4 separate regions of the Homo sapiens genome follow, and all the other regions are linked to region 3. A link is a loop called in an ENCODE intact Hi-C map of the cell type or tissue named here. Cell type or tissue: endothelial cell of umbilical vein. All regions are shown on one strand. Links, peaks and the distances in the headings refer to the core of each region. The heading gives the core; the rest is flanking DNA. Region 1 has its middle 36 kb from the start of FHIP2A. Region 2 has its middle 37 kb from the start of ABLIM1. Region 3 overlaps ATRNL1 (attractin like 1). Region 4 has its middle 55 kb from the start of FHIP2A.

What was found. A loop is a pair of places that touch in the nucleus more often than their neighbours do. Peaks named below come from ENCODE experiments on the same cell type or tissue, not always from the same donor. Only the 100,000 strongest peaks of a DNase experiment are listed, where the experiment ranks them.
Region 1: a loop joins it to region 3, with 5 times the contacts of the local background. A loop is called at or near these places in 5 of 110 quality-filtered maps.
Region 2: it touches region 3 in a loop (5-fold over the local background); 4 of 110 quality-filtered maps call a loop at or near these places.
Region 4: it touches region 3 in a loop (18-fold over the local background); 82 of 110 quality-filtered maps call a loop at or near these places.

Annotation. Positions count from the first base shown.
Region 1 is chr10:114,781,996-114,790,030 of GRCh38, reverse strand. It overlaps a transcript of ABLIM1 not described here. Among named protein-coding and RNA genes, the nearest start is that of FHIP2A, 36 kb to the left of the region's middle. In endothelial cell of umbilical vein, for the core only: a CTCF peak has its summit at 3,399 (motif pointing right); a DNase peak (open chromatin) is centred at 3,410.
Region 2 is chr10:114,690,961-114,698,995 of GRCh38, reverse strand. It overlaps a transcript of ABLIM1 not described here. Among named protein-coding and RNA genes, the nearest start is that of ABLIM1, 37 kb to the right of the region's middle. In endothelial cell of umbilical vein, for the core only: a CTCF peak has its summit at 4,078 (motif pointing right); DNase peaks (open chromatin) are centred at 1,775 and 4,105; H3K27ac peaks cover 411 bases.
Region 3 is chr10:115,126,703-115,134,737 of GRCh38, reverse strand. It overlaps ATRNL1 (attractin like 1), which reads right to left. Exons shown (of 29, transcript NM_207303.4): 4 at 7,017-7,145; 5 at 5,203-5,411. Among named protein-coding and RNA genes, the nearest start is that of ATRNL1, 37 kb to the right of the region's middle. In endothelial cell of umbilical vein, for the core only: no CTCF peak of the experiment used is centred there; a DNase peak (open chromatin) is centred at 4,767.
Region 4 is chr10:114,872,700-114,880,734 of GRCh38, reverse strand. It overlaps a transcript of FHIP2A not described here. Among named protein-coding and RNA genes, the nearest start is that of FHIP2A, 55 kb to the right of the region's middle. In endothelial cell of umbilical vein, for the core only: CTCF peaks have their summits at 3,504 (motif pointing left) and 5,574; a DNase peak (open chromatin) is centred at 3,484.

The DNA.
Region 1 (8,035 bases), core at 1,364-6,363, 340 kb after region 3:
GCCTGAAGTCAGGAGTTCTAGACCAGCCTGGCCAACATGGCGAAACGCCATCTCTACTAAAAATACAAAAATTAGCTGGGCGTGGTGGCATGCACCTGTAAATCCAGCTACTCCAGAGGCTGAGGCAGGAGAATCGCTTGAACCCAGGAAGTGAAGGTTGCAATGAGCTGAGATCATCATGCCACTGCACTTCAGCCTGGGGGATAGAGTGAGACTCTGTATCCAAAAAAAAAAAAAAACAAATATACATGCAAAAAACAACCCGATTAAAAAGTGGGCATAGGACATGGACAGACACTTTTCAAAAGAAGATATACATGTGGCCAACAAGCATATGAAAAAATGCTCAATATCACTAATCATTGGAGCAATGTAAATCAAAACTACAATGAGATACCGTCTCACACCAGTCAGAATGGCTGTTAAAAAGTCAAAAAATAACAGATGCTGATGAGGTTGCAGAGAAAAGGGAACATTTATACACTTCTGGTGGGAGTGTAAATTAGTTCACGAGTTTACCTATGTAACAATCCTGTACATGTACCCCAAGTCTAAAGTAAAAGTTATAAAAAAAGATTTTGATGTCAATGGGAAGCTCACACTAAGGCAATAAGGAGCAAGATGGTAGCAGAGACATGAATGGTCGTACATGCCTATTAAGATGCTTGGACCCTCTCCTGAGGCCATAGAGACCATCGAAAGGTTTTAATTAGCAGAGTATGGTCAACATCATTATCTGCATTTTTTTCTTTTTTCTCTTCTTTTTTATTTTTTTTGAGACGGAGTCTTGTTCCGTCGCCCAGGCTGGAGTGCAGTGGTATGATCTCGGCTCACTGCAACCTCCATCTCCCAGGTTCAAGCGATTCTTCTGCCTCAGCCTCCCAAGTAGCTGGGACTACAGGCACGTGCCATCACTCCCGGCTAATTTTTGTATTTTTAGTAGAGGTGGGGTTTCACCATATTGACCAGGCTGGTTTTGAGCTCCTGACCTCGTGATCCGCCCACCTCGGCCTCCCAAAGGGCTGGGATTACAGGCATGAGTCACTGTGCCTGGCCATTATCTTCATTTTTAAGGGTTGCCAGATTTAGCAAATAAAACTACAGAATGCCCAGTTAAATTTGAATTTCAGATAAACAATGAATAATTTTTTGGTACTGGTGTATTCTATGCAATATTTGGTACATACTTACCTAAGAAGTATTAGTTGTTAACTGAAATTCAACTTTACGTGAGCCTCCTGTATTTTATCTGGCAAGCCTATGAGGTTTTGTTTTGTTTTGTTTGTTTGTTTGTTTGTTTTTTGAGACGGAGTCCCACTCTGTCACCCAGGCTGGAGTGCGGTGGGGCAATCTCGGCTCACTGCAACCTCCACCTCCCAGGTTCTAGCGATTCTCCTGCCTCAGCCTTTGTAGTAGCTGGGATTACAGGCACACGCCACCACGCCCAGCTAATTTTTGTATTTTTAGTAGAGACGGGGTTTCACCATATTGGTCAGGCTGGTCTCAAACTCCTGACCTCAGGTGATCCGTCCCCCTCAGCTTCCAAAAGTGCTGGGATTACAGGCGTGAGCCTCCTTGCCCAGTCCCTACTAGATTTCTTTCTTTTTTTTTTTTTTTGGAGTTGACTCACAGCTCTGCTACTAGCTGTGTAACTTGGGTTGAGTTATTTATTTATTTATTTATTTTTTTTTTTTTTATTTTTTTATTGATCATTCTTGGGTGTTTCTCGCAGAGGGGGATTTGGCAGGGTCACAGGACAATAGTGGAGGGAAGGTCAGCAGATAAACAAGTGAACAAAGGTCTCTGGTTTTCCTAGGCAGAGGACCCTGCAGCCTTCCGCAGTGTTTGTGTCCCTGGGTACTTGAGATTAGGGAGTGGTGATGACTCTTAACGAGCATGCTGCCTTCAAGTGTCTGTTTAACAAAGCACATCTTGCACCGCCCTTAATCCATTTAACCCTGAGTGGACACAGCACATGTTTCAGAGAGCACAGGGTTGGGGGTAAGGTCACAGATCAACAGGATCCCAAGGCAGAAGAATTTTTCTTAGTACAGAACAAAATGAAAAGTCTCCCATGTCTACCTCTTTCTACACAGACACGGCAACCATCCGATTTCTCAATCTTTTCCCCACCTTTCCCCCCTTTCTATTCCACAAAACTGCCATTGTCATCATGGCCCGTTCTCAATGAGCTGTTGGGTAAACCTCCCAGACGGGGTCGTGGCCGGGCAGAGGGGCTCCTCACTTCCCAGTAGGGGCGGCAGGGCAGAGGCTCCCCTCACCTCCCGGACGGGGCGGCTGGCCGGGCGGGGGGCTGACCCCCCCACCTCCCTCCCGGACGGGGTGGCTGGCCGGGCAGAGGGGCTCCTCACTTCCCAGTAGGGGCGGCCGGGCAGAGGCACCCCTCACCTCCCGGACGGGGCGGCTGGCCGGGCGGGGGGCTGACCCCCCACCTCCCTCCCGGACGGGGTGGCTGGCCGGGCGGGGGGCTGACCCCCACACCTCCCTCCCGGACAGGGCGGCTGGCCGGGCAGAGGGGCTCCTCACTTCCCAGTAGGGGCGGCTGGGCAGAGGCGCCCCTCACCTCCCGGATGGGGCGGCTGGCCGGGCGGGGGGCTGACCCCCCCATCTCCCTCCCGGACGGGGTGGCTGCCGGGTGGAGACGCTCCTCACTTCCCAGACGGGGTGGCTGCCGGGCGGAGGGGCTCCTCACTTCTCAGACGGGGCGGCTGCTGGGCAGAGAGGCTCCTCACTTCTCAGACAGGGCGGTTGCCAGGCGGAGAGGCTCCTCGCTTCTCAGACAGGGCGGTTGCCAGGCAGAGGGTCTCCTCACTTCTCAGACGGGGCGGCCGGGCAGAGACGCTCCTCACATCCCGGACGGGGCGACAGGGCAGAGGCGCTCCCCACATCTCAGACGATGGGCAGCCGGGCAGAGACGCTCCTCACTTCCTAGATGGGATGGCGGCAGGGAAGAGGCGCTCCTCACTTCCTAGATGGGATGGCGGCTGGGCAGAGACGCTCCTCACTTTCCAGACTGGGCAGCCAGGCAGAGGGGCTCCTCACATCCCAGACGATGGGCGGCCAGGCAGAGACGCTCCTCACTTCCCAGACGGGGTGGCCGCCGGGCAGAGGCTGCAATCTCCACACTTTGGGAGGCCAAGGCAGGCTGCTGGGAGGTGGATGTTGTAGCGAGCCGAGATCACGCCACTGCACTCCAGCCTGGGCACCATTGAGCACTGAGTGAAGGAGACTCCATCTGCAATCCCGGCACCTCGGGAGGCGGAGGCTGGCGGATCACTCGCGGTTAGGAGCTGGAGACCAGCCTGGCCAACCAGATTTCTTAATGTAATGCCTGATGATGATACATGGTCAGTGGTAAATACATTTCAGTGCCCCTCTGCTTTTCTTGCCACCTGTAGGTGGCAGTCTTATCAAATAATTTCAAGAGACCTATGACAAATGTGTTTAATATTGTGCTGTACAAGTTTAATACTGTTTAATCCATCTATTAATAAGGCTCTTAAAATTATATAAATGTTTACATAAAATAAAAATAAATTTGAAGGTGCTCAAAACTAAATATAATTCAGTCCTCATCTTTTATACAACTTACTATCGAATATTCAAATCTAGATAGCTCATTCTAGTGAAGTACAGTGCTTTTATACTTTATGGATATTTTGAGGTATTTTGTAGCTTTTCATGATATTGTAAATGGGGTCTTTTCCCCTCATATTTTCTAACAGACTACTTTTGCTGTGTAAGTAGCTATTGATTTTTGTATGTTTTTGTTTCAGACCATACTCTGTTAGTTCAAATAGTATTACCATAAATACTCTTGGATTTTCCAGTAGACAATTAAATGATCTGCAAATAATTTACTTTTCTCTCTTTTTCAAATAGCAATAAATCTCTTTTAAAAAACTGAATGTAATTCTGCTAGATGCAGGTATTAAGAATAAAAAGAAATAATTATATTGATACTCTTATAAAACTATTTCTGGCCAGGTGCGGTGGCTCATGCCTGTAATCCCAGCACTTTGGGAGGCTAAGGCGGGTGGATCACCTGAGATTAGGAGTTCAAGTCCAGCCTGGCCAACACGGTGAAACCTCATCTCTACTAAAAATACAAAAATCAGCCGGGTGTGGTGGCATGCACCTGTAATCCCAGCTACTCGCAAAGCTGAGGCAGGAGAATGGCTTGAACCCAAGAGGTGGAGGTTGCAGTGAGCTGAGATCGTGCCACTGCACTCTAGCCTGGGCAACAGAGCGAGAATCGGTCTCAAAACAAAAACAAAACAAACAAACAAACAAAAACTGTTTCCATTAGTATGAGATTTTATATTCACTCAAAACTATTATAATAATATAAAATTATAATCCAAAAAGATAATTGTAACCTTATAGTTGTATTTATACATGAATAATATAGAATTATGTAAAAATAGGACCTCAATTATCTATTTCATCTACACCCATGCCCCCCTACCCATTATACTAAGAATGCTATTCTTATCACAGATTTGTTTTCTTACAAAGCCAAAGGAAAAAAACATCCCCATGAGATCCAATAAAGTCTTTAAGTAACTTATTCCATTATTACATACTGGATTCTAAAAAGAATAACTATAATTCCTTTTGAATTTCAATACAAGAGACTTCAATCTTTTAAAAGAAAGTTACATCACTTCATACCATTATTCATTGTCTTTTGAGCTGTGACAGTGTACTCAGTACTACACAAAACACAGGACACAGTGCCTTCCCACATCTGATGTTGAGAAGCCACCTAGGAGTTAGAATCTATGAACATGAGTTTCGAAGGTAGCACCTTTAGGTGTTTTAGTTCACAGATATTTTAATGTGTGTTGATTTATAAACTGTAAAATAGGATGGAAGTTTAAATATTAATCTGAAAAATAAACTTTGTACGAGGTGGCACTGTTTGGCAATATGCTATTTCTTTTGAAATTGACTAAGTAATGTTTCCTTATACTTTGCTCTATTCTGGTACTTACTCTGCAAGTATAAGATCTATTAATCATTTTATGAATATGAAAGTAAATTAGTCTCAATGAAAAAATTAGAAAACACAGAAAAGGGTAAATAGAAAAATCATCTGCAATTCAATGTTTAGGTAGCTTATGACATTTTTTTTCCTTTATGGTCCAGGAAAGTCATAATAAGGCATATGTTTTGGAATCAAACAAATCTGGGTTCAGATTCTACCCTCTCCACTTATTCAGTGCACGTTGCAGTAAACCTCTTAATCTCACTGAGTTTATTTCAAATTTTGACTTGTCTTCCTTCTCCAGCTACCATCCATTTTTTTTTTTTTTTCTTTTTCTTTTTTTTTTTTTTTTTTGAGGTGAGTCTCCCTCTGTTGCCCAGGCTGGAGTGCAGTGGCTGGATCTCAGCTCACTGCAACCTCTGCCTCCCGGGTTCAAGCAATTCTCCTGCCTCAGCCTCCCGAATAGCTGGGATTACAGGCGCCCGCCACCACGCCCAGCTCATTTTTTTGTATTTGTAGTAGAGATGGGATTTCACCATGTTGACCAGCCTGATTTTGAACTCCTGACCTCAAGTGATCCACCCACCTTGGCCTCCCAAAGTGCTAGGATTACAGGCGTGAGCTACCATGCCCGGCCCATTTCTTTCTTTCTTTCTTTCTTTCTTTCTTTTTTTGAGACAGAGTCTTGCTCTGTTGCCCAGGCTGGAGTGCAGTGGCACGATCTCGGCTCACTGCAACTTCCGCCTCCCAGGTTCAAGCAATTCTTCTGCCTCAGCCTCTGGAGTAGCTGGGACTACAGGTGCGCACCACCGAGCCTGGCTAATTTTTGTATTTTTAGTAGAGATGGGGTTTTGCCATGTTGGCCAGGCTTGTCTAGAACTCCTGACCTTGTGATCCGCCCCCCTCAGCCTCCCAAAGTGCTGGGATTACAGATGTGAGCCACTGCGCCCGGCCCATCCGTTTCTTTAGAAAAGTGTGCATTGTCCTTTCTTACCCTCATTCCATTCCTCTACCTACTGCAATCTGGCTTCTGTCCCCATTGTCCAGAAACGACTCTCATGAAGGTCACTAACAGCTTCCGTGTTGCCAAGTTCAGTGCACATTTTCCTTCTTTATTTTATGCTCCCTCTCAGCAGCTGTGTTGCCCTGGCACGCTGCAGGAGTGATACTGGACAGCTTATTGCAAACATTTCTTTCCAAGTTCAGTGAAGGAGTGTTGGTAGCTTGAAATTATTAGCCACAGTGACAGTATTTACACCACAAAAATCAGCAAATGCTACAAATCAGGGCCTTTTTTCCTGACAGCCACATACTAAACATTTACCTGCACACCGAGAGAGATAAGTGACCACTTTTCCCTTCACAAGATGCTATTTTTGTTGTTTATTCAATACCACCCACTCCTGGTTTTCTTTCTATCTTAACTCCCCTATCCCACCGTTACATGTTAGCATTCTTCTTTTTCTTCTTCCTTTCATGCGCTAGCTCCATAAATGATCTCACTAATTTCCATGGATTTAAATACTACCACTATGTGGATCAATTTTGGATTTGTATCTGTAGCCCAGACCTCTCTAAGATTCAAACTCAAACACGGAACAACTCATTTAAACTTGTACTGGGTATCTTACAGCAGACATCTCAAACTCACTGACAAAACTTAGTTCCATAAAACCTTTCCCTTTCTTTTTCTCTCTCTTTTATTTTTTTTAGTTTTTATGTTTATTTATTTATTTATTTATTTTTGAGACGGAGTCTCACTCTGTTGCCCAGGCTGGGGTGCAATCTTGGCTCACTGCAACCTCTGCCTCCCAGGTTCAAGCAATTCTCCTGCCTCAGCCTTCCAAGTAGCTGGGATTACAGGCACCCACCACCACACCCAGCTAATTTTTGTATTTGTAGTAGAGACAGGGTTTCACTATGTTGGCCAGGCTGGTCTTGAACACCTGACATCAAGTGATCCATCTGCCTCGGCCTCCCAAAGTTCTGGGATTACAGGCGTGAGCCACCGTGCCTGGCCAAACCTTTCCCTTTCTTATCTTCCCCATCCCAGCATCCTCCATTTCAGGAAACGGAACTGCAATATACTTGATCACTGAAGCCGGAAACCTAAGCATCATCCATGGTTCTTCCCTATTCCTCAGCCTCATGTCTAATCCATCGGCAAATCCTGTCAATTCTACCTCCAAAATATCTTATTCTTCTTATTTTTTTTCTTCAGCTTTATTCCCATCACATTTTGGGCTACCATCATCTTTCAGCCCAATTACTGTAACAGCTCCAAACTAATCTCTGAACTTCAATTCTTCTTCCCCTCGAATCCATTCTCCATGTAGCAGTAAAAATTGATCATAAAATGTGGAGATCACACCATTTGTCTGCTTAAAGTCTTTAAATGATCTTTCATTACATTTAGTTTAAAAAACAAATTTCAGGTTTTCGAACTGGTCTCTGCTTATCTCTCCAACTTTTGAAGTGTGATTATTTAAGCTCATGTATGTTCTGTTCAAGCCTTTGGCTTTCCAGTCTCTGAACGTGTCAGGCTTGCCCTCCATCTCACGTATAGCTTTTGAATGTACACCCCTAGTCTGAAATGATCTTTTCCTTGCTCTTTCTGTGGGTAGTTCCTTGTGTTCCCTTAATTACCCAATCAATTTAAATCTGCCTTTTCTGTTGTTCTTTATTCCAGCCCCTTGTTTATTTCCTGATTGAATGAATAAATGAATCTATAAGATTCCTAAGGATTTATCTAATAGGAATAAATAATGAAAAAGTATTAAAAAGTTCTTAGCATGAGGCCTGGTGCAGGGTATATGTTAAATCAGAATTTTTTTTGCTACTATTTTTCACTTTAATTTAATTTATAGCATTCTGTAGTTCCTAAATGAAGACTTGTGTCTGGAAGGTGGCTGTGTTAAAGCTCAGGATATTCTCACTTCCTAGTATCACAGATGGGTAACCTGATTTAAGCAGAACATCCCTAGTTTTTATGCTTTGGTTTATTAAGAATATACTAGTAAAGAA
Region 2 (8,035 bases), core at 1,221-6,220, 430 kb after region 3:
CTTCTAATTTGGACTCACTGGCTTCTAGATCTGTTATATAGCTGTCACTGTGGGATTCCCCCTAATCCCATTTTATTTCTAAATGAATTCCACATTTTCTTGGAATCTGCAGTTTTCTTTTTGGGAATTAGTTTTTTCTCCTGTGTGAGTCAGTCTTCAAGTAATTTTTTTCAGTAAGGGTGCATAAGAGGTAAGTGGAATCCTTCCCTGTCTGAAAATTTCTTATTTTCTCCACATGCTGAATTGTTTTCTTCTGACTTCACAGTGACTGCCAAGCCTCATGGTAGTCTGAGTCCTTTTCCCTTCTTGGTAACCTGAACTGGTATCTGATAGCTTTTAGGGTGTTCTCTGTATGTTCAGAGTTCTAAAATTACACCAGTGTATGTCTAGCTATTTTGTCATTTTTCTTCATCCTGTCCAGCACTTAGTTTGTTCTTTCATTCTGAAACTTGTGTCTTCCTTCAGGACTGGAGAATTCTGTTTTTTTCAGTTTCTCTCCTTTACTTTCTTTGTCCTCTCTTTTTGGAACTCCTATTCAATAGATATTGGACCTCTTCCATATCTCTTAATTCTTTTTTTTTTTTTTTACATTTTTAATCTCCTTTATTTTGCTCTACTTTATGGGAGGGTTTCTTGACATTTTGTTTTCTAGCCTGTCTGTTGCATTTCTTTTTATTTTCATAATTGTTATTTTTTTATTTCTGTAAACTCTCTTTTTCTGTGATTGCTCTTTTAATTTTTTCCCAGATTAGCTTCATGGATACAGTTTGTTCTCAAATGCCTTAGAGGATATCAATTTGAATTTTTATTTAGTTCTTTTCTTCTGTTGCTTAAATTATCTATTTTCTCTAGAATCATGTGTTTGTGTATTCATCTTGGTCCAATTTTGTGCTTTTGTTTTCCTTAAATGTCTTAGTGATTCTTTTTTTTGGTATATGTTAATTAACTAATAGGGGGATTAATACAGAGATTTCTATGTGGGGGATTAATGTTTCCTCCTGTCTTTTTGCTGGTGTAATTTTCCTCTATAGTTGTATTAGTTTGCAACCACAAGAGATCTCTAAAATGTAATCTTCAGTATATTCAATAATATATTGATTTAAAATCATTACTTTAAAGCACTTATTTATCACATACCAAATGAAATGGCAAAATGATCTTTTAAAACCCTAAGGAAGATGATATAATTTTATATTAATATGAGAAGGTTTTGAGAACCAAGCTTAAAACTTGATGATATGAGGAATAGCTGGATTACTAAAATTGAAAATTAGGGCTATCTAAGTTAATGGATTTATTGATGGGCATAGGTTTTCTTTTTAACAGCAAATATCACTCTTGTTCTGTTTCTATTGTGTCATGATTTGGATACCTATAAACCCCAAATACCTAATTTGTTTTTAGAAGCCATTGGCACACACCCTGTGTGAAGTGAGCACCTCCTGACAGGTTCACGCTGTGCAGGTTTTCCTCCCTCCTACTCGCTGGCATTTACGGTGCCACTGCCCCGGGCTGAGTGGGCTGGCCCGGAGGCTGGCTCTGGTCCCCAGCCCCTACTGCTGGGCAGATCAGCTGCTTCGAAAACCGCGTGCCAGCTCCTGAGGGCTGATCACCACTTGCCCCAGGGCAGGAGAAGCCTTGCAGGCTGCCAGATCTGAGTTCTTTAGTTTGTACTTTTGAGTAACTGGTTGTGTCTCTGACTCAGACTGTTTTATGAGTGCCACTTAAATTCTCAAAAAACCAGAGTGGCCTTACTTAAGCTGTGATGAGCGGAGTGTGGGAAGGAAGGTGGGTTGGGTTGGTGGACAGTGAGGCTGAGAATTGTTTTTCTCTGATCCCATGGAGCAGAAATGAGAAGGGAAGGGGCGTGTTTTGTGTCTGACCTGGAATTTTGTTCTCTTCCTTCCTCCCCCAGAGTGCCCTGAGTCATGAGGCCGAGAGATTCAGATTACTGTGAATTCTAGTTCTTATTGAACCCAGAATGGACCAGAAGGCCTCAGCATAGCCCTAGGACTTAGTGATCCATTCAGCATCTGTTATGAGTTGAATTATGTCTCCTCCAAATTTCTATGTTGCAGCCCTAACTCCCAGTATCTCAGGATGTGCCTATATTTGGAGACAGGCTCTATAAAGAGGTAATGTAGTTAAAATAGCCTAATCCAGTATGAATGGTATATTAGTTCATTTTCACACTGCTGATAAAGACATACCCGAGACTGGGTAATTTATAAAGGAAAAGAGGTTTAATGGACTCACAGTTCCATGTGACTGGGGAGGCCTCACAATCATGGCAGAAGGTGAAAGGCATGTCTTACATGGTGGCAGGCAAGAGAGAATGAGAGCCAAGCAAAAGGAGAAACCCCTTATAAAACCATCAGATCCCATGAGACTTATTCACTACCATGAGAACAGTATGGGGGAAACTGCCCCATGATTCAATTATTTCCCACTGTGTCCCTCCCACAACACATGAGAATTATGGGAGCTACAATTCAAGATGAGATTTGGGTGGGAACACAGCCAAACCATATCAAATGGTGTCCTTATAAGAAGAGGAAATCTGGGCACAGAGACAGAGAGACCAGACACATCTGTGCAATGAAGCTCATCCATGTGAGGTCACAGCAAGAGGGCTGTCATCTGCAAGCAAGAAGAGAGGGCTTAGAAGAAACAAAACCTGCCATCATTTTGGTCTTGGACTTCTATAGCCTGTGGTATTTTGTTGTTGTCATCTTAGCAACTAATATAGCATTTTTAGCCAAGAAATCCTGCTTTGTTCCCTGCTGCCCTCTCCAGGGATGGAGGAGGGAGGCATTCCCTGGGTGGAGCCTGGGCAAGGAGCCCTCATCACTGGATCCTAAAACCTGTGTCTCTGATTTTCCATAGACACTGGGGCTATCAAGGAAAGATTTTTGACTCATCTTGCCAAGTTCTAAACTATTTGGATATCAAACTTGGGTAAAGACCTAGTGAGGAAATCAGGGAGGCTGTAGTTAGGAGAATTTCACAGGCATGCAGAAGTAATGTCATGTAGGATGCTAGCTGAGATGTGTGGATAAGCATCAGTTGCCACATTGATGGGGCGATGGCAATAAGAGTCTGGAAACTCTGTTTTCCCAAAGAAACTGACATCCTCATAATCTCTTACGATCAGAGATCAAAATTTGAGGTGCCTTGGTTTGGTTGTACAAAGCTTCATACATGGAAATCCTTCTTTCTGTTGGATGTGTTTTATTTCCAACAGAAATAAAATGCCATGGCATTGTCTCCAATGCCATTGCATTATCATTGCCATTTCTAGCAGCAGAATTCTTTAATTTGAAAAAGTTGTTGAATTGTAATGGACCCAGTTCTAACCTAAGTTTCAGGTCAGTGACTTTGTATAATTCATTGGCTCTCTGTGTCTCAGTTTTCCTTATCTGAAAAGGGGGATAATTATTGCTGCTCCCCAGTGCACAGATACATTATTTTGATGTTGTGGGAGTGGGGTTTGAATTTGTAGAAAGAGAATGGATTTCAAAAAGGCCTTCTTTCCCCCATTTAATTTGGTCTTGAGAAAATGATGTAGCCTCTCTGAGCCTCAGTTCTCTCCTCTATAAAATGGGGATAGTAATGGTTACTCCAGTGGGGGGTGTGAGTATTAAATGAGAACATATGGAGAGCACCTTATGTTGATTCCTGCATGTTTTAAGGGCTCTATAAATGTTAGCACTTGATGATGATATTTTAAAATTATTGAAATTACTAACAAAAGGTGAGTTAGTTGCTTTAGATACTTAAGTATTATGCTGTCCCTTAAAGGGGCATCTGCTTAACAGATGGTTAGTTGACCATTTAGCTAATGGAAAGCAGTGTAAGATTTAGGATAATGTATGGAGATGTAACTAGAGAATGAGGTCTTGTTCCTTTGACCTACATGCTAAACTCTCAGTACATACCATCAAGCAGGCTTCCTCTAACTGTAACATGCACATAAATTCCCCGGAAATCTTGTTGAAATGCGAATTCTGATTCAGTACCTGGAGAGTCCGGGTTGGGTGCTGACATTCTGCATTTCTAAGAAGTTCCCAGGTGAGGGCGCTGCTGCGGCTCAATGTCCGGGTTTTGAGCGGCGAGGTCCCAGAGAAGATGGTAGAGCTAGCTATGATCCCAATCTGTAAGTTCCACTTTTTATCAACCAATTATTATTGTCTATCAACTTACATTAAGCTTCAGAAACATTTCATTTTGACTTTTCATGTCAAATTCCCCAGCTCTTGCTACTTTCCTGCCCCTGGCCTCTCTATTTAGTACTTAATGTCTTTTTTTTTCTTGTTTAAAGAATAATAACAATAATGACTAATATTTGTCAGGAATCAGGAACTGTTTCCTTAAATTTTCACAACATCCCATGAGGTAGGTATCATAATTATCCCCATCTTACAGGTGAGAATATGGAGATACGTATAGATAAAATAACTTGCTAAATCACCCAACTAGTGAGTGGTAAACCAGGACTATTTTAAGAGTTTATTTAAAGGAGCCCTTTTGTAAATGAGAATCCCCAGGGATAGCTGGCATAGTGCACCCCCCTTACCAGTTTTTGTTATGCCCCTTTAGGTTTTTGTCACATTTTAGAAAATGTAGAGCCTCCCTTCCAGGAGCCAGCAACTGTGGCATTCATCCAGAATGCAACCCCAAGTGACTGCAGAGTCTAGGAAGTCCGTGATGTTTTCTCAGAGTGGCACCCGGGCCAGAACCCACACAGCTCAGCTGTGGTTTGCTACCTTATGAGTGAAGGCTGTAAGAATGAAGGTCACAGCCAGCAGACAGATCCTGTAGGGTGTGTTCACATCCTTTCCACCTGCTTCTTTCACAATTTGAGTATAAATTCAATTTTTATCAACCGAATATTATTTTCTATTGATTTACTTCTGGAGTACTGACTTCTGAAAACTTCAGAATATTTTTATTTTTCATCTTACATAGGCAGGGCTTTTGCTACTATTCTGCCTGTGGCCTCTGTGTCTAGTACTTTAAAAATGATTAAAATAGACTGGGCATGGTGGCTGATGCCTGTAATCCCAGCACTTTGGGAGGGCAAGGCGGGAGGATGGCTTGAGGCCAGGAGCTCGAGACCAGCCTGAGCAACACAGCAATAACCCAATCTCTACAAAAAAAAAAAAAAAAGTTTTTTTAAAATCAGCCAGGCATGGTAGCATGTGCCTGTGTCCTAGCTGTTTGGGAGGCTGAGGTGGGAGGATCACTTGAGCCTGGGAGTTCAAGGTTACAGTGAGCTATGATCATGCAACTGCACTCCAGCCTGAGTGACAGAGCAAGACCCTGTTTCTGAAAGAAAAAAAAAAAGAAATAAAAAGAAAGAAAGAAAAAACGCTTAAAATTATATCAGCAACAACACCCTACCTGCAAGCCTGCGCTTATATGGCTGTGCGCTGTGCGAGGAAGAGCTGCAGGGGATAGACCTGAACCCTATGATGGATGACAGGGACACGTCCTGTAGGGGCAATGTACTTGGCGATCTGGAGAGAGTGCACGCATGAGAGCATGTTGCTCAGAGCCTGTGGCTGGTCCACTCCTGCCTTGGCTACTCATTCTCTCACTTGCTGTAGTCACTTACACTCACAGGCCTTCATTTTCCTCCTTTTTAAAATGAAAGGATTGGGTAGGTTGGGGATTTTTCAACATGTGTGTTTATTTTTAGCTATGGAACCCTTTCTTCAGATGAAGGCTCACCTGGAAGCCCAGAAAATAAAGCATAAGAGCTGAATTTTCTTTGGTGGAAGTCGGACCCAGAACCAACTCTCTGCCTTCCCCGCGCTGCATCCCTCACCGATCCCAACACAGCCTCCTTCTTCTGTTAGCTAGAAAACAGCTGGCCTAGATAATAGGAAGCCTCCCTTTAGCCTCCACACTGTGCCTGTGCACTCAAAGGAATAAAACATGGGGTTTCAGAAAGCCAGTGTTAGGGAGGAGTATTTGCTAAAGGCAGTTTTGTTTCTAACTCCAGTGGCTGGTTATTATAAACCCTAAAATGATTCAGCAAGGTGTCCTTGGTGTTGACTTATTTATTTTGCAAGGTTTAAATGCATTTTTTTTGTGTGTGTGTGAGATGGAGTCTTGCTCTGTTGCCCAGGCAGGAATGCAGTGGCACCACCTCAGCTCACTGCAATCTCTGTCTCCCGGGTTCAAGCAATTCTCCTGCCTCAGCCTCCTGAATAGCTGGGACTACAGGTACCCGCCACCACGCCCGGCTAATTTTTTTATTTTTAGTAGAGACGAGGTTTCACCATATTGGCCAGGCTGGTCTCAAACTCTTGACCTTGTGATCTGCCCGCCTTGGCCTCCCAAAGTGCTGGGATTACAGCCATGAGCCACCACTCCTGACCCGTTTTTTTACTCTATTATTAAAAATACTTTATCCTTTTGAATTTAGACTTTTGTGACTGGAAGTTTCTTGTTTTGGAGATGATGGGGGGAAAGGTTTTTTGGGGAAATATGGAAGATCATTGCAAGGAACAGAGTAGAAAGGTTTTGTTTGTTTGTTTGTTTTTGACAAGCTCTATAATGTTGTGATGTGTATTGAGCAGACTAGCCTATCTTCCTTTGCTGACGCAATAATCTTGGAAGAGACAAAAGTTGAAAGGAGGCAGACACAAGACATGAAGAGTTTCAGAAATCTTTGAAATCTTTGAAAGTCTTTTTGAAAGTCTTTGGAATAATTAGTTCACTTGAGACCATCAATAAAATGCTTGCTTTCATTGGTGACTGGGTATGAATGTCTTACTGTCAGCAGAATTGTTAACTAGAGAGGGTAATACAGAATGTTAAATAAATTTGAAGTCTCCCAAATTAAACTGGAGAGCTGAATTGAAGTCAATGATCTGGAGTAGCATTCTTATTCTTAGTAGAATATGGCATATTTTCTCTTCCCACTGACTTTGAATGAAGCTTCCATGGAGAAGGTGGTGGAACAGCTTAGAAGTAATACACACTGAGTGAACAGTGCAGGAGAGAGACAATGATGTAGTAACATTTCTTGGGCAGGTATGTGTCTTCTAGGTGTTTATTCTGTTTTCCTACCCTTTCACAACAGCAAAAATCTGTATTAAATGTAGCCTTCTGGGTATAGCACAGTTGATAAATATCCTCTTTCATTCTCTGGGGGTGAAGCTATGTGTGGAATATTTTGCAATTGCTGTGGTCATGTATCACTCATGTGCCAAATGAAAATGGTAATGAATGTGGAAGTTATAAAAAATCCACACTAAAGTAAGTCATTATGATTTAACCCAATGCTTCATCTGTTTACAATGAAAGAACATAGAATCTCCTTGTTCTGCAGTAATTTGTTTCCTTTTAGACTTTATCATTACAACTTTTTCAAAGGCACCAAGAGTGGAATCCCCTGATTCCTGCAACTTATTTGCATCAAATGAGTCACCAAAGAGAAATGCCTGTTGTTTTTGCAGGGAATACAGCATGCATTTTAATCCTCTCTAACATAGCAGACTGGGAGGGAGTGAGAGGCAGAACGAAATGGATAAAAGGGAGAGGAGAGAGACATAGAAAGTCCATCACTGCAACTTCTTAGCTGTGTATGCAAATGTAAAAACTGTTTTATGGATACCACTAAGTGCATTCCGCTTCTAGTTATTCGTTTATATGAAAAAAATTCATGCAAATAACAGCATTGATATTAATTAATTGGCATCCACGTGTATTCTTTCAGCAGAGCTACAAGAAGAAGCTGTGAGAATGTTGAGGTGGAGCCATTGATCACGTCTCATAATAGCACAGAGATCAAGACATAGAGATCCGAGTTCAAATCTGTGCTCTTCTGCATACAAGATGTGACTCTGAAAAAAATTACTGTCTTTAGGCTTAGTTTTCTCATCTTTTAAAGAGGGATTCATAATTGTCCTTATCTCCTAAGGTTGTTAGAAGGAACAATTGAAAGATGCATGTCAGAAATGTTTACTATAGTCAGAATAACTATTTGAAAAATATTAGCCAGGGCCTGGCGAGGTGGCTCGCA
Region 3 (8,035 bases), core at 2,020-7,019:
CTTTTTTTGTTGTGTCTCTGCCAGGCTTTGGTATCAGGATGATGCTGGCCTCATAAAATGAGTTAGGGAGGATTCCCTCTTTTTCTATTGATTGAAATAGTTTCAGAAGGAATGGTACCAGCTCCTCCTTGTACCTCTGGTATAATTCACCTGTGAATCCGTCTGGTCCTGGACATTTTTTGCTTGGTAAGCTATTAATTATTGCCTCAATTTCAGAGCCTGTTTTTGGTCTATTCAGAGATTCAACTTCTTCCTGGTTAGTCTTGGGAGGGTGTGTGTGTCGAGAAATTATCCATTTCTTCTAGATTTTCTAGTTCATTTGCATAGAGGTGTTTATAGTATTCTCTGATGGTTGTTTGTATCTCTGTGGGATCTGTGGTGATATCCCCTTTATCATTTTTTATTGCATCTATTTGATTCTTCTCTCTTTTCTTCTTTATTAGTCTTGCTAATGGTCTATCAATTTTGTTGATCTTTTCAAAAAACCAGCTCCTGGATTCACTGATTTTTTGAAGGGTTTTGTGTCTCTATCTCCTTCAGTTCTGCTCTGATCTTAGTTATTTCTTGTCTTCTGCTAGCTTTTGAATGTTTTTGCTCTTGCTTCTCTAGTTCTTTTAATTGTGATGTTAGGGTGTCAATTTTAGATCTTTCCTGCTTTCTGTTGTGGGCATTTAGTGCTATAAATTTCCCTCTACACAATGCTTTGAATGTGTCCCAGAGATTGTGTGTCTTTGTTCTCATTGGTTTCAAGAACATCTTTATTTCTGCCTTCATTTCGTTATGTACCCAGTAGTCATTCAGGAGCAAGTTGTTCAGTTTCCATGTAGTTGAGCAGTTTTGAGTGAGTTTCTTAATCCTGAGTTCTAGTTTGATTGCACTGTGGTCTGAGAGACAGCTTGTTATAACTTCTGTTCTTTCACATTTGCTGAGGAGTGCTTTACTTCCAACTATGTGGTCAATTTTGGAATAAGTGCAATGTGGTGCTGAGAAGAATGTATCTTCTGTCGAATTGGGGTGGAGAGTTCTGTAGATGTCTATTAGGTCCGCTTGGTGCAGAGCTGAGTTCAATTCCTGGATATCGCTGTTAACCTTCTGTCTATTGATCTGTCTAATATTGACAGTGGGGTGTTAAAGTCTCCCATTATTATTGTGTGGGAGTCTAAGTCTCTTTGTGGGCCTCTAAGGACTTGCTTTATGAATCTGGGTGCTCCTGTATTGGGTGCATATATATTTAGGATAGTCAGCTCTTCTTGTTCAATTGATCCCTTTACCATTAAGTAATGGCCTTCTTTATCTCTTTTGATGTTTGTTGGTTTAAAGTCTGTTTTATCAGAGACTAGGATTGCAACCTCAGGCTTTTTTTGTTTTCCATTTGCTACCCGACTTCAAACTATATTACAAGGCTATAGTAACCAAAACAGCATGGTACTGGTATCAAAACAGAGATATAGACCAATGGAACAGAACAGAGCCCTCAGAAATAATACCACACATCTACAACCACCTGATCTTTGACAAACCTGACAAAAACAAGAAATGGGGAAAGGATTCCCTATTTAATAAATGGTTCTGGGAAAACTGGCTAGCCATATGTAGAAGGCTGAAACTAGATCTCTTCCTTACATCTTATACAAAAAATAATTCAAGATAAATTAAAGACTTAAATGTTGGACTGAAAACCATAAAAACCCTAGAAGAAAACCTAGGCAATACCATTCAGGACATAGGCATGGGCAAGGACTTCATGTCTAAAACACCAAAAGCAATGGCAACAAAAGCCAAAATTGGCAAATGGGATCTAATTAAACTAAAGAACTTCTGCACAGCAAAAGAAACTACCATCAGAGTGAAAACGCAACCTACAGAATGGGAGAAAATTTTTGCAATCTACTCATCTGACAAAGGGCTAATATCCAGAATCTACAAAGAACTCCAACAAATTTACAGGAAAAAATCAAACAACCCCATCAAAAAGTGGGTGAGGGATATGAACAGACACTTCTCAAAAGAAGACATTTATGCAGCCAAAAGACACATGAAAAAATGCTCATCATCACTGGCCATCAGAGAAATGCAAATCAAAACCACAATGAGATACCATCTCACACCAGTTAGAATGGCGATCATTAAAAACTCAGGAAACAACAGGTGCTGGAGAGAATGTGGAGAAATAGGAACACTTTTACACTGTTGGTGGGACTGTAAACTAGTTCAACCATTGTGGAAGACAGTGTGGCAATTCCTCAAGGATCTAGAACTAGAAATACCATTTGACCCAGCCATCCCATTACTGGGTATATACCCAAAGGATTATAAATCATGCTGCTATAAAGACACATGCACACATATGTTTATTGCGGCACTATTCACAATAGCAAAGACTTGGAACCAACCCAAATGTCCATCAATGATAGACTGGATTAAGAAAATGTGGCACAAATACACCATGGAATACTATACAGCCATAAAAAATGATGAGTTCATGTCCTTTGTAGGGACATGGATGACGCTGGAAACCATCATTCTCAGCAAACTATCGCAAGGACAAAAAACCAAACACCGCGTGTTCTCACTTATAGGTGGGAATTGAACAATGAGAACACTTGGACACAGGAAGGGGAACATCCCACACTGGGGCCTGTTGTGGGGTGTGGGGAGGGGGGAGGGATAGAATTAGGAGATACACCTAATGTAAGTGACGTGTTAATGGGTGCAGCACCCCAACATGGCACATGTATACATATGTAACAAACCTGCACGTTGTGCACATGTGCCCTAGAACTTAAAGTATAATAAAAAAATAAAAATAAAAATAAAAAAAGGACTTAATATAAAGCTAGGTTTTTCCTCTGTGTTATCTTAATAAAACCCAAGTTTCTAGAGGGTAACACTCATTTTTAAAAAATATACATTAGGCATACAGCCAAACAGAATAAGTAGTCAAGCAACAACAAAGGATAAAATATAATGGAGGTAACAACAATCTGTTACTCTAACCTAAATAATCCAGTTCCAAATAACACCTTGTATAAAACTACCAGATTTTGAACCTCATAAAGATTGCCTCGGCAGTCCGCATTTTCACATGTCTCTCATTCTTTGATCATTCCCCATTTGTCCTAGAAGCAAATCTATCTCCTCTTCTTACCTCACTGATTCCTTCCCATTCTATATATATCTGAAATAAAAACATCATTTTCCCCTAAATGAGTTTGCTCACAATCCTACCTTCTTTGGAGCTATGCTTCCTTAAATACAGAATCAGGATCAGTTTGAGGCACAAAGTAACCAGTCTGCACATAATTTGTCTTGAAAACACCATATTATCTCATTTACAAGGCCTCCTTCAAACATATCAATTCAGAAATCATTTCCTTAATTATTAAGAAAATGGTATAAAATTGTCTTATTTCTGCGTTTTATAATTTACAAAGCACTTTCACACTATTCTCCATATAAAATATATATGTAGTTATAAATATATGTGTATATATGCATACACACACACATACACACACACAGACAAGTAGTTCTTAGACTACTGATAATATAACTTTGCTTTAAAAGTGAACATACCCAGTATTTGCTTCCTCATTTCCATTTGCTTATAGACATATTAGATTCAGGAATTCTTATGATTTGGGACATTACAGATGAGAATAATAGGATATGAAAAGGCCAAAAAACAAAGGCCAGAAAAAAATTCTTAATACTTTGAATCAGATCTATATTACAAGACTTACACAAAATAAAGCATTTCAAAGAAGGACTAATGAAAGTAAGTAAAAAACAGAAAAGGGGCAGAGTTGTTCACAGAGAATGTTATACAAATGTATTCCTCATTTGCTTTTAAGACTGCTGAAATGAGGTGGAGACTAATAGCAATTGAAGACCAGTTTGAAAAATACTGTGTATATGAGCTATATTTCTATTTCTCAGGCCTTAAATCAAATATAATATGGATACACCACTGTCTCTATAGAAAAGACAGTTATTTTAGTTTCACGACAGAAATGAAAATAAAATTACATCTCAAGGCACTTTTGGGGGGAAGAAAAGTCATAAATGATTAAAAGAGTCACTTAAAATACATGTCCCTGTAATTACAAAACATTTAGAAATTTGCATCTGACATAATTGCAATTGGTAACCAAATTCGATTTAATAAGAAATCATAGATCTTTTGTGCAGTTGACATACCTAATATTTTTTAATGAGCTAACATGAGCTTAAGACAGGCATAATTTACACAAAGCCTAAAATAATTCCTCTAAGTAAGTACTCAACATACCCAACAACACTTTTTTGAAAAGGTCATCTCAGGAATAATGAATACAACTTCATGAAGAGTATGTTCTCTTTGGTTTTTAACTTGGGAACTATTGCTACTATTTATTACACTGTGTTATAATAATACATAATCAAGTACTTCAGGTTATGTAATTATTGAGTCAAATTTCCCTATTTCAACAGGATTAATATGTTGGCACAAAGGAAGCTCTTCATAGGTAAATGTAACTAGCAAAAAGTAAGCTCTAGGTGGGTAGGTATATGTATAAGCATATCTCTTAATTTCATAATGACAATATTTATTATTTTATATACAGATAAATAAGCCAACATTCTTCACTGTAGTCTAAACTTAATCTTTGATGATAGATATTTATAAAAATTACTTAGAAATTCTTTCCTAGGTATCTGACTTCTGCAATAGGCAGCTAAAATACTTTTAAAAATAGTCTAGTTCTTTTTAAAATAGCCACAAGATGTCAGCCTTTCCTAAGAAATAAGTTTCATATACTGCAGTCCCTTTGAACATTTATTTTTGTAGTATACTATTTATATTACCCTTATAAATCAAATTTGAATGCACCACATTAAATTCAGTGAAGTCACCAAATTTGGGGAGATTCAACAACAAATTACAGAAGACCATAATTATCACACACCTAACAATTCAGTTTCATATATAACTTCATTTGATCTTCAAAGTAGTATGGAGACAAAATCTTTGCCAATTAATTCTATTTGTGACAAAAAAATTATTAAGAAGTTGATTATTAATCTGAACATTCTAAAAATAAAAGTAAATATATAAGGCTTGGGTGTGCAAACTATAACGAAACAAACGTGTGGAATTTGTATTAATCTATTACATATATGAATCAATGTTTCAAAAGCCATCACACCACACATGCTTACCTTGCCAACTATCATTGCAGACACATAATTTTTCTCCAGTCAGGTCACAGTAACCGTGATCTGGACTGCCGCAATTGGCTTTACAGTAAGGAATATCACAAGCTTCACCCTTCCAGTATTTATCACATTCACAATATACTTGACTTGGAACAGAGACACTAGTTGTACACTTCCCATGACCAGAGCAATTGTTAGGACAAGAATTGATTCTGTAAAATATAATTCATATATATTCAGATTCAAGGTAATTGAAAAAGAATTTTGGTTGATACATCATAAACTTTATAATTTTTATACTGTGTCCTATGTGCTTATAAATGTAACAGAATTTCACAATGTAGTTTTAATTCTTTACTCTGTACCCTCTTACTCTTATGAAATTGTTAGTATTTATTTGCAGTTGGTCTTATTTTATTCAACAGATTTACTTTGATACCAAGACTCCAAATGTCTAACGACTACATGCTCAACATCTGCAGGATCTGTACGGTTCCAGGCAAAATGTTTTGTAAAGACTTAAGTACTCAATGTTTTGATTGTATATTTTACAGAAAAAAATTAAATTCATGAAAATTCAAAACTATATGAGAAGTCAAGATATAACTTGGTTGTATAATATAAAAGAGCATGCTATCACCCATACACTGTTATTGAAGAAAAGGTATGTTTATCATATTTAGCTTTAAGACTCTTTTTTTTTTTTTTTTTTGAGACACAGTCTCGCTCTGTCGCCCAGGCTGGAATGCAGTGGTGCGATCTCGGCTCACTGAAAGCTCCGCCTCCCAGGTTCACACCATTCTCCTGCCTCAGCCTCCCGAGTAGCTGGGACTACAGGCGCCCGCCACCATGCCTGGCTAATTTTTTTGTATTTTTAGTAGAGACAGGGTTTCACCGTGTTAGCCAAGATGGTCTTGATCTCCTGACCTCGTGATCTGCCCGCCTCGGCCTCCCAAAGTGCTGGGATTACAGGCGTGAGCCACCATGTGATTATATTCTACTATATATTTGTTCTCCCTTGCATACATACTTGGATACGTTGTAGGATAAATAAATTCCATAATAAATTGCTGATTCAAGGATATTTATAATATTTCTGGTGAAAAATTCTCTGGTTACCAATTTCTACATTCTGAAGAAAAGAAAAAAATAATATATAGACTTCCTCTCTAGCCATTCCTGTGAAAGCATCTCTCATTACTTCACCCTCAGTCTTCTAGATATAAAAATGTATATAAAGTATCAGGCATATAATAGATTCTCAATGAATATTACTTTTCTTATTTTAGAGGAGATAGTGGTATAGCCACTTAACTCTTAAGCCACAATTTCCTCATGTGTCAATGGGAAATATACCCACTTGACAGAATTGAAGGTAATTAAATGACATAATGTATGCATAGCTTTCAGTACAGTCTCTGCAATAGGGACTACAAAAACTTAGCTCCCATAATCCTCTTCAAATTACAAGTGATATACCTTAGAGCACTGAAAGGCAGTTCACAACTCCCTGCAGTCTCACCACATCTGTTGCTACCAGTAAAGCTACACTAGTACTTGTTTACTTAATCACTTGCCAAAAAACAATTGTCAATTTCATAATTAATTTTCAACCAAACTTATAGGTTTAGATCACGTTTTGTGGCATATTATTAAGATTTTATGTCACTTAAGAAGGGATCCTGCCTACTAATTTGAAATTTAACACGGTAGCCTGCTTCTGGTATACAAGACATTAATAAAAATAAACAAAAAAAACCTCTTTTACATTAAATTACAAGAATCATTAAAAGAAGGAATTTTTAAAAAATACTTACGAATAGAAAATGTTGAAACCAGTTAGATTATACGCAGCATCACTAAAAAAATGTAACAGTGCATAGCCAGATGTAGTAACAACTTCAGGCACAGTTTCATTGCCCCTTATTTCAGGGACTATCAAACCACTAAAAGAGAACAAAACTGAATATTGTATGTATAGATATACATAAGACTGTTAAGCACATAAAATTTACTCAGAAATATTCTTACCAGGATCAGTAATGCTTGTACGTCAGAATGGGCAACTAAAAGGAGAATACATCTAAAAGAAGTCCCTATCCATTTCTCACTAAATTAGTTCTACTACTGCTGCCAATACACTAAAATCTACTCTCATGCCACTGTACCCCATTTTTTTTCTTATCACTATTTGTAAGGCAATGTCTCATTTCTCCTTTTTGTCCTGCTATCCATCCTGTCATAATACTACAGGGTAGTCTTCCACTTAATTCATATAAAACTTCACTTAAAGTCACCTTGCTACTCTAATAAAACCCTGTACCTTTACTCATTCTGATTGGTTTAAAAATCCGATGAAGCTGGAAGACACTCTACATCAGTTAAGCAATTACAATTACATTCTAGTTATAGCTGTACATTTCCAATACATTTATCTAGGTGATTTAAAATATTTACTTCAAAAAATTTAAAACTATATAGACTTTAATGTTTTTCTAATTTTGCATATCTATGCAAATTGCATTAATATATAACTATTCCAAGACAGAATATTGCTCACATAAGCCCATAAGCACACAAACAAAAACTTGGGGTGGGGGAGATATAAATGTACAAAATAGTTTTAAACTGGTAACTTGTACTTCTTTTTAAGGATACTTGTTCATGAGGAAAATTACCTATCTTCATTTAGTTATATGTTCTAACCTCTCTAAATCTATGAAAACATGCAATTGGTGAAAGAAAAGAAGCTGCTAACAAACAAATTATATAACTCGACACGGTCAATTCCTTTAAACAGTTAAAATTATGTTTAGGTACCACTAAGAACTGAATT
Region 4 (8,035 bases), core at 1,456-6,455, 250 kb after region 3:
TCCTAGGAAGGGGCCCAGGAATCTGTGTGTGTGTGTGTGTGTGTGTGTGTGTGTTGACATGGAGTCTCACTCTGTTGCCCAGGCTGGAGTGCAGTGGCGTGATCTCGGCTCACTGCAACCTCCATCTGCCAGGTTCAAGTGATTCTCCTGCCTCAGCCACCAGAGTAGCTGGGATTACAGGCGTGCACCATCACACCTGGCTATTTTTTTGTATCTTACTAGAGACAGGGTTTCACCATATTGGCCAGGCTGGTCTCCAACTCCTGGCCTCATGCGATCTGCCTGCCTTGGCCTCCCAAAGTGCTGGGATTACAGGCATGAGCCCCTGCACCCAGCCTGAAGGGTTTTTAACAGTTTTATTAAGATGTAATTCACATACTATACAATTCACCCATTTAAAGTGTATGGTTCAATGGCTTTTAATATATTCACGGAGCTGTGCTTCCATCTCTATAATTTCAGAACATTTTCATTATCGCCAAAAGAAGCACTGCTCTCCTTAGCCATCACCCCAATCCTCCCGCCTCCAACCCCCAGCCTTAGGCAAGCCCAAGTTTACTTCCTGTCTGTATAGATTTGTCTGTTCTGGGCATTTCATGTAAATTGAATCATGCACTGTGTGATCGTATAGTGAAGTGTGTGAGTTTGGAGCAAGAGCTAATTGGTTACAGGCAACAGAGGAAAGGCTTAGAGCACCACTATTGTCTTCCCCACTGAATGCCGGATGTCACCCCTCTAAATAAGTGTGGAATACATATGTAAAGATATTGGCTTATAGCTGGGCATGATGGTGTGCACCTGCAGTCCCAGCTATTTGGGAGGCTGAAGTGGGAAAATCCCTTGAGCCTCGGAGCTCAAGTCAGCCTGGGCACACCGCGAGAGCCTCCTGTGTCTAAAAAGTAAAAAAGAATATTGGCTCGAAGGAAGCTAGTCAGTCTTCCTGTAGGTCCAGCCTTGTATTACGCCAGGCAATCAGCAGGGGTCACTGCACTCCAGCCTGGGTGACAGAGCGAGACCCTGTCTGAAAAACAAAACAAACAAACAAAAGTAAACCCGTCCCTCTGCAAAACCAAAGCCCCCCAGTTGACGATGCCCACCGCTTCTTATGAGGCATTTGAGCAATCGTCTGTTATTGCAAGAAAGGGGAATGCCACTTCCGGGAGATTCAACAGACAGAAATTTGGGAACTCTATAAAATGCTCTATTTCATAGACATTTTTTTCCTGCATCATTACCTTTCTTGAAAAGTATTAGTGCTCAGAGTATGTGTGTATTTCAGTATTCATATGGATTTATTCATCTGGCTGTGGTATAATTGCATTTTTTAGATGAGATCTGTTTCCTTCTCTAACTTAATTTTGGAGCTTACCTAAGCCATGTCCCAAGGGAGGGAGGTAAAATAGGGATTAAAGGATTTGCAGGATTTTTGTTTGTTTGTTTGTTTTGAGACACTGTAAGATGATGCCCAATTTTCTGAGAGTCTGTTCCTCCATTAAGATCAGATCACAATGCAGTCTTGGGAGATTGCCCAGTGCTGTGGAAATAGTGAGGGCTTTGGCTGCTTGAGTTCAAATTCTGGTTACCTTTAACAAATGTGACTTTACTTCTCTCAGCCTCAGTTTTCTTATCTATAAATATGGAATATTGGTAGCTTGCTTATAGAATGATTCTGAAGAGTAAATTAAATAATAAGCCTGGCACATAATAATAGCTGTTCTGTAAAAATGTAGCAAATATTACTATTATTTAACTTCTCATTTCATATATGTTATGTTTCCTCATTTGGATTCTTAGCTCCTTTGAGTATTGTCCCTGATCCCCACATAGCTCGTAACATAGTGTGTCCTATGCAAAAGCCAAGAAAGAGTTAGGAAAGAACAGATTGTAGAGGACACCTATGAGCCACCTGCCCAGGCTTCTTTTCTTTCTTTCTTTCTTTCTTTTTTTTTTTTTTTTTTTGAGGCGAAGTCTCTGTCACCCAGGCTGGAGTGCAGTGGCACAATCTCAGCTCACTGCAACCTCTGCCTCCCAGGTTCAAGCACTTCTGTCTGCCTCAGCCTCCCAAGTAGCTGGGATTACAGGCACCTGCCATTATGGCCGGCTAATTTTTGTATTTTTAGTAGAGACGGGGTTTCGCCATGTTGGCCAGGCTGGTCTTGAACTCCTGACCTCAGGTGATCCACCCACCTCGGCCTCCCAAAGTGCTGGGATTACAGGAGTGAGCCACTGCGCCCAGCCAAGGCTTCTCTTTTCTGGACTTATCTATCCTGATTCCCATTGTCCATCCACAAAGATATGAAAATGGGCTCCAGCAGCTTCTATGAGTGACTTTGCCCCCACTCCTCTTATCCTCAGCCTCAGTTGGTTGGACTAGGTGAGGACACCCAACTTAAGCTTGGCCAGGGAGTTCAGTGAGTTCTTAGCCAGTGGGCGTGAAACTGATCCTCCGTGTTCCACTGTAGTTGTGATTTGAAGTATGTTCACAAAATGTGATTCTAGGCAGCCATTCATAATGCTTCTAAAATTTTTTCTAAGCCCTAAGAAAATGGTCATCTTATAATGTTAAGGTAAAAAGGATAAGACAAAATTATGTAGACCTCACAGATTAGAAAATATATATGCATGAAGTACTGGAAAGAAAATACATAAAAATGTGAATAGAAATAGAGGGATTCTAGATAATTTTCTTTTAGTTTTTAATACTGACTGTTAAAGAGAAGTCTATATATTGGGGGGAAGGTGGGAGTAGGGGGAAGGAGCCAATGTAGATTTTCTTCTCTCTTCCCTTTAAAAAATTTTTGCTTCTCTGGTCTCAGTTTTCTCAGAATCCTAGCTATCCTTGATATCTGATAAAAATAATTCACACACGGGTGTTAACAACTTGCTAGCTCTCCAAGGGTGTTATTATTTGAAAATGGGCTTCCAGACGCAAGATGACTTCATGCAGAAATTCTCAACCATTGATCCTTTGCAGAACTAGGCTAAGCAGTTCTACCAGTTTGCAGGAGAAAACATGATAGAATTGTCTAAAATTAAAATTTTCTCCCATAAATTTTCCCTTGGTGCCTGCCACCAATGTCTCAATTAGAATTTTGTAGTCTGAACAATAGAATCACTGGGGAGCTTTAAAAATATACAAATTCCCCTGCTCCATCTTCCAGATTCCAGATTTAACTGGCCTTTTGTGGGGCCCGAACCGCTATGGTTTTTAATCCTTTGTAGGTGATTCGATCCTTCAGCCAGGATTGAGACTTATATATAATTATAATTATATAATTATACTGACAGTATAATTGATTGAATGCAAAATTCTATATTGAGTAATTTTGTTGTCTCCAGCTTAATAGCGTATCCATATTTTGCGGGATTTCTGAAGGAGCTGCATGGGTTCCAGTTGCCCTACTAATTGAATGAATTTGGAAACTCGTGCTTGACCTGAACCCTCGGGCGGCGCCGTTCCCAGTGGGGAAAGAGACTGTTTGGAGACATCGCCCTCCAGTGACAGCACTCGGGAACTGTTGAGAGGCCTGGGTACACCTTTGCTTCCCATTGATTGTTCCTCTAAGAACAGGGGTGCTCTGAGCCCGTTCCAGCCTGTGAAAGCTCCCTTGAGTTCGTTGTACGTTTGTCCTTGCCCGGATGTGTCGGCAACACGCTTGGAGGCATAAACAGAACAAAACTTCAGACGTGTTCTTAACTGTCAGGAGTAACAGTTGCAGATAAAAGCTGCAGAATTGCTCAATACTGGGAAGGCTGAGCACAACTAGAATTATTCCGGTAACTTAACAGAAAAAATAAATAAACATGTCAATAGTTACAGGGTTTAGGAGGGAGGGAGAGTGTAAATTCATAGCAAAACATTTGGAACATTCCGTTTAGCCCCTTCCCTTGTGCGGGGGCGGAAGTCTGAGGCGAGTGGGGTGCACTGTGGGGAGGGGCAGCAGAGAAGAAGTCTCACCAGAGTAGACAGGACCAGGGGGCCGTGCTGAGCCCTGGCCCCAGGAGCTGGCAGGTGAGAAGAGACTCATCTCTGGAAATAATGCTTGAGAGTCCATCTGAGCCCCCTGGGAAGCTTGTCCAGAAAGCTCCCGGCAGGTCCCATTCCTATCAATTGTGGTTCAAGAGGCCTAGGAACCCGAGAGGGTTCTGAGAAGCAGTGGCAGGGCCTGCCGTGCATCCAGTACCTACTTGGTAGCAGGTGTGGAAGGAGGCCTGTGCCCTCGTTCAGTCCTTACAACAACCCTCTGTGGTAGTTGGTACCATCCCCATTTTACAGATAAGGAAACTGAGGCTCGGGGAGGTGATGTGGGGTGCCTAAAGCACCAGAGCTGAGCAGTGATGGAGTCTGGACTGCAGTACCCTGTTGCGGGCGATGAGGGGGAGCTGTCACAGGAACAAGCCAAATCCTGCATTAGGAGGCTCAGTGCCAAAGGTCGGAGCAGGACCAGAGATGACGTGGACCTGCATGCCTGGTCCACAGCGCTCCTTGGGGACCTTCTGTTCTCCCTGAGGAAAGGGTTGGAGTCAGGTGGGAACGTAGGAAGGAAGAGAAGGTAGAGAGGGGAGAGGAGGCATGACCAGCCACCAGACAGGGGGGAGTCAGAGCCACCAAGGCAAAGCGCTGGTGAGCGGGAGGGTGGGGGCCCCGGGTCTCTTCTGCTTCCTCCTCAGTCTTTCCCCTCAGGCTCCTTTCTTCCTTCTAGAGCTTTTCTTTCTTTTTCTTTCTTTCTCTTTCTTTTTCTTTCTTTCTTTCTCTCTTACCTTCCTACCTTCTTTCCTTTCTTTCTGTTCTTTTTCTTTCTCTTTCTTTCTTTCTTTCTTTCTCTTTCTTTATTTCTTTCTCTCTCTTTCTTTTCTTTCTTTCTCTTTCTTTCTTTCTTTTTCTTTCTTTCTTTCTCTCTTACCTTCCTACCTTCTTTCCTTTCTTTCTGTTCTTTTTCTTTCTATTTCTTTCTCTCTCTCTTTTCTCTTTCTTTCTTTCTCTTTCTTTCTTTCTTTCTCTCTCTTTCTTTCTTTCTCTCTCTTTCTTTCTTTTTTTCTTTCGACAGAGTCTCGCTCAATTGCCAGGCTTGAGTGCAATGGCGCAATCTTGGCTCACTGAAACCTCCGCTCCTGGGTTCACACCATCCTCCTGTCTCAGCCTCCTGAGTAGCTGGGAATACAGGCACCCGCCATCATGCCCAGCTATCTTTTGTATTTTTTTTTAGAGACAGGGTTTCACCATGTTGGCTAGGCTGATCTTGAACTCCTGACCTCAGGTGATCCACCCTTCCCCAGCCTGCCAAAGTGCTGGGATTACAGGCATGAGCCACTGCGCCCGGTCCCATGTTCCTTTCTTACTTCTCCACCATCCTTGCTTCTTCTTTCTTCACTTCCCCTTTCTTAGAAAAGGGGTTTTCTCCTCCCTCACAGATCCAAGGCATGCCCTCACTCCTCACAGGATGGCAAGGAGAAACGATCAATCGCTTAAGTAATAAAAAACATCCAAATCAGACCCGTCTGCAGTCAGAATCCACAGCAGTCCTTCCGCAGCACAGCAGTCCTTCTGCAGCACAGCACTGCCTCCGCCGGCCGCCTTCCTTCCCTCGGAACTGAGCCCATCCAGGGCTGCAGAGCGGCCTGCAGTCCCTGGTGGCAACAGCACTTAGCGGCGCCTCATGTTTAATGCAAGCAAGCTTCGGAAACAGGAAAGCTTTCAAGATACAGCTGAAGATGCACGAGCGCTGCCCTTTACAGAGCAAACACGAATGTACAAAACCAACGTGGGTTTTCCTGTGTTACAATAATTGTGTTCTCATCTGTACAGATTTAAGCTAACCGCTTCTGTCAGAAGAAAGGAGAAATCTATATCCAAGGGCCTCTGTGGCCTAGAGAGGCCTGAGTCACCTCTGCTTTTTGAGTCTCCTAGTAATTTTAAAATGAAAAAATTCCGGCCGGGCGCGATGGCTCATGCCTGTAATCCCAGAACTTTGGGAGGCAGAGGCGGGCGGATCTCCTGAGGTCAGGAGTTCGAGACCAGCCTGGCTAACATGGTGAAACCCCATTTCTACTAAAAACACAAAAAATTAGCGGGGCATGGTGGCACGCGCCTGTAATCCCAGCTGCTCAGGAGGCAGAGACAGAAGAATCGCTTGAACCCGGGAGGCGGAGGTTGCACTGAGCCAAGATTGTGCCACTGCACTCCAGCTTGGGCAACAACAGCGAAACTCCATCTCCAAAAAGAAAAACGAAAAAATACTAAAATAGGTTATACAATTTGTAGTTCATTTGTAAATGCTCATCATTAGCAAGTTAATATTTTTAGCACAAAAGAGATAATGCAATATAATTGTGCTAGTTACTAGCTAATTACAGGATTTGTAAAAAGTAATCATTCCTAGTGTGCTATAAGTAATGGGGCACAGGTGTATAGCTGTATTTTGAATAACTTCTTTAACCTGTTAGGATGTGATTCCTTTGGGAAAAAAAATTAAAGATCTAAAGTAGAAATCTTTTGTGTGGCTGTGTTAAAGTGTATGATATTGATGACTATGAAAGTTTCCCTTCTGCTAACATAGACACTCTTGTCTCCAAACAAGTTCAGCTGTGCTTCCCACTCAGTCACTCATTCTGGATGGTTTTGTTAGCATATCCATGTCCTCTACCCTGTCTTCAGAGTGCTTAGGTTGAAAGGCTTTATAAATACCACGTGTCTAGTCCAATACCCTTTCCTCGGCTATCTGGACCCAAAGCACCATGCCAAGTCAATGCAGTGCTACAGAACTTAGGGTTGTTTTTTTTTTTCCCCCTCCTGAATATTCCTAAATAACTCAGTGTTTTAAAAGACTCTGATGTATCTTGGAGAAATGGCTGATCCTAGGACTGGGGCAGGAAACATATGAGATGAGCTGGGAGTATTTTGTAATCTCCAAAAGTAAGGAAGTACTAAAAAACAAAAAGAAACAAACAAAACACCCATATATTGATGGGGGTATGTTAAAGAGACACAGGAACCAACTGAAACTGTTCCCAAAGGCCAAAGCTGGAACAATTTGAGCAACAAAACCAATGAAATAGTATTAGATTATAACCCAAAGTATAAGATAAATATCCATGAGTTTGTATTGATATAAATGATTGGATAAATAAAGGGTTTGGGACACAAATCTTCCTTGCAGAATAATTCCAAACAGTTTTTTGCAGATACTCTACCCTCAAGAAGATACAGTATTAACTCTACACTTCTGAAGTGTGAGCTATCTACGGTGACTTTGCTTCCCGAGAATACAGTATGGAAATGGGAGGGAAAGAATAACTTTACAGTGGAGAAACTTGACAAATACTATTTCAGCCAGGGGATCAAGCCCAACATCATGCTGACAGTGTGTACTCTTGATAAGATATGACTAAAATCACACTTTATCTCTGTATTCCTCCTCTGTAACATCCACAATCCCAGTCTAATCATGAGGAAAACATCAGACTAATTCCAATAGAGGGCATCCTACAAAATACCCAACCAATACTCCTCAAAACTGCCAAAATCAACAAAAATATATGGAAACTCTTAAGAACAGCTGCAGACACTGCAGAAAGCCTAATAGCAACCACTCCTCAGAGGTCTGAACACCAGCCCTGCAGGGCCCATCCCCTAACCTTCTAGGTTCTGATCATCTCAACTCCTTTCCTTTGAATCCTCCAGCTTTAGAGGTGGTGCTGCTTCCTGCTATTTTTAGCCCTGTATTACAGTAATGTTCCTCCTTTGCTATTCCACCCCCCAACACCCAATTCCCTGTATAAATTTCCTCTGTTGAAGTACCTTGTGTGGTTTCTGTTTTCCAAACTGAGCTGTGCCTGTTACAGTGCTTGGTACCAGGAAATAGACCCTCAGGGATGGGGATTTGGAGGTTGATTTGATCATTGCTTGGTTTTAAATGCTGGGCTGAGATCTTTTCAATGGGAATTGCTATGCTAGTACTCCATTGCATTTGGAGGCATAGTGATTAAGTTGTCACCAGTGATTGATTGAGATGAAATGCCTATGGAATCAAGTGCC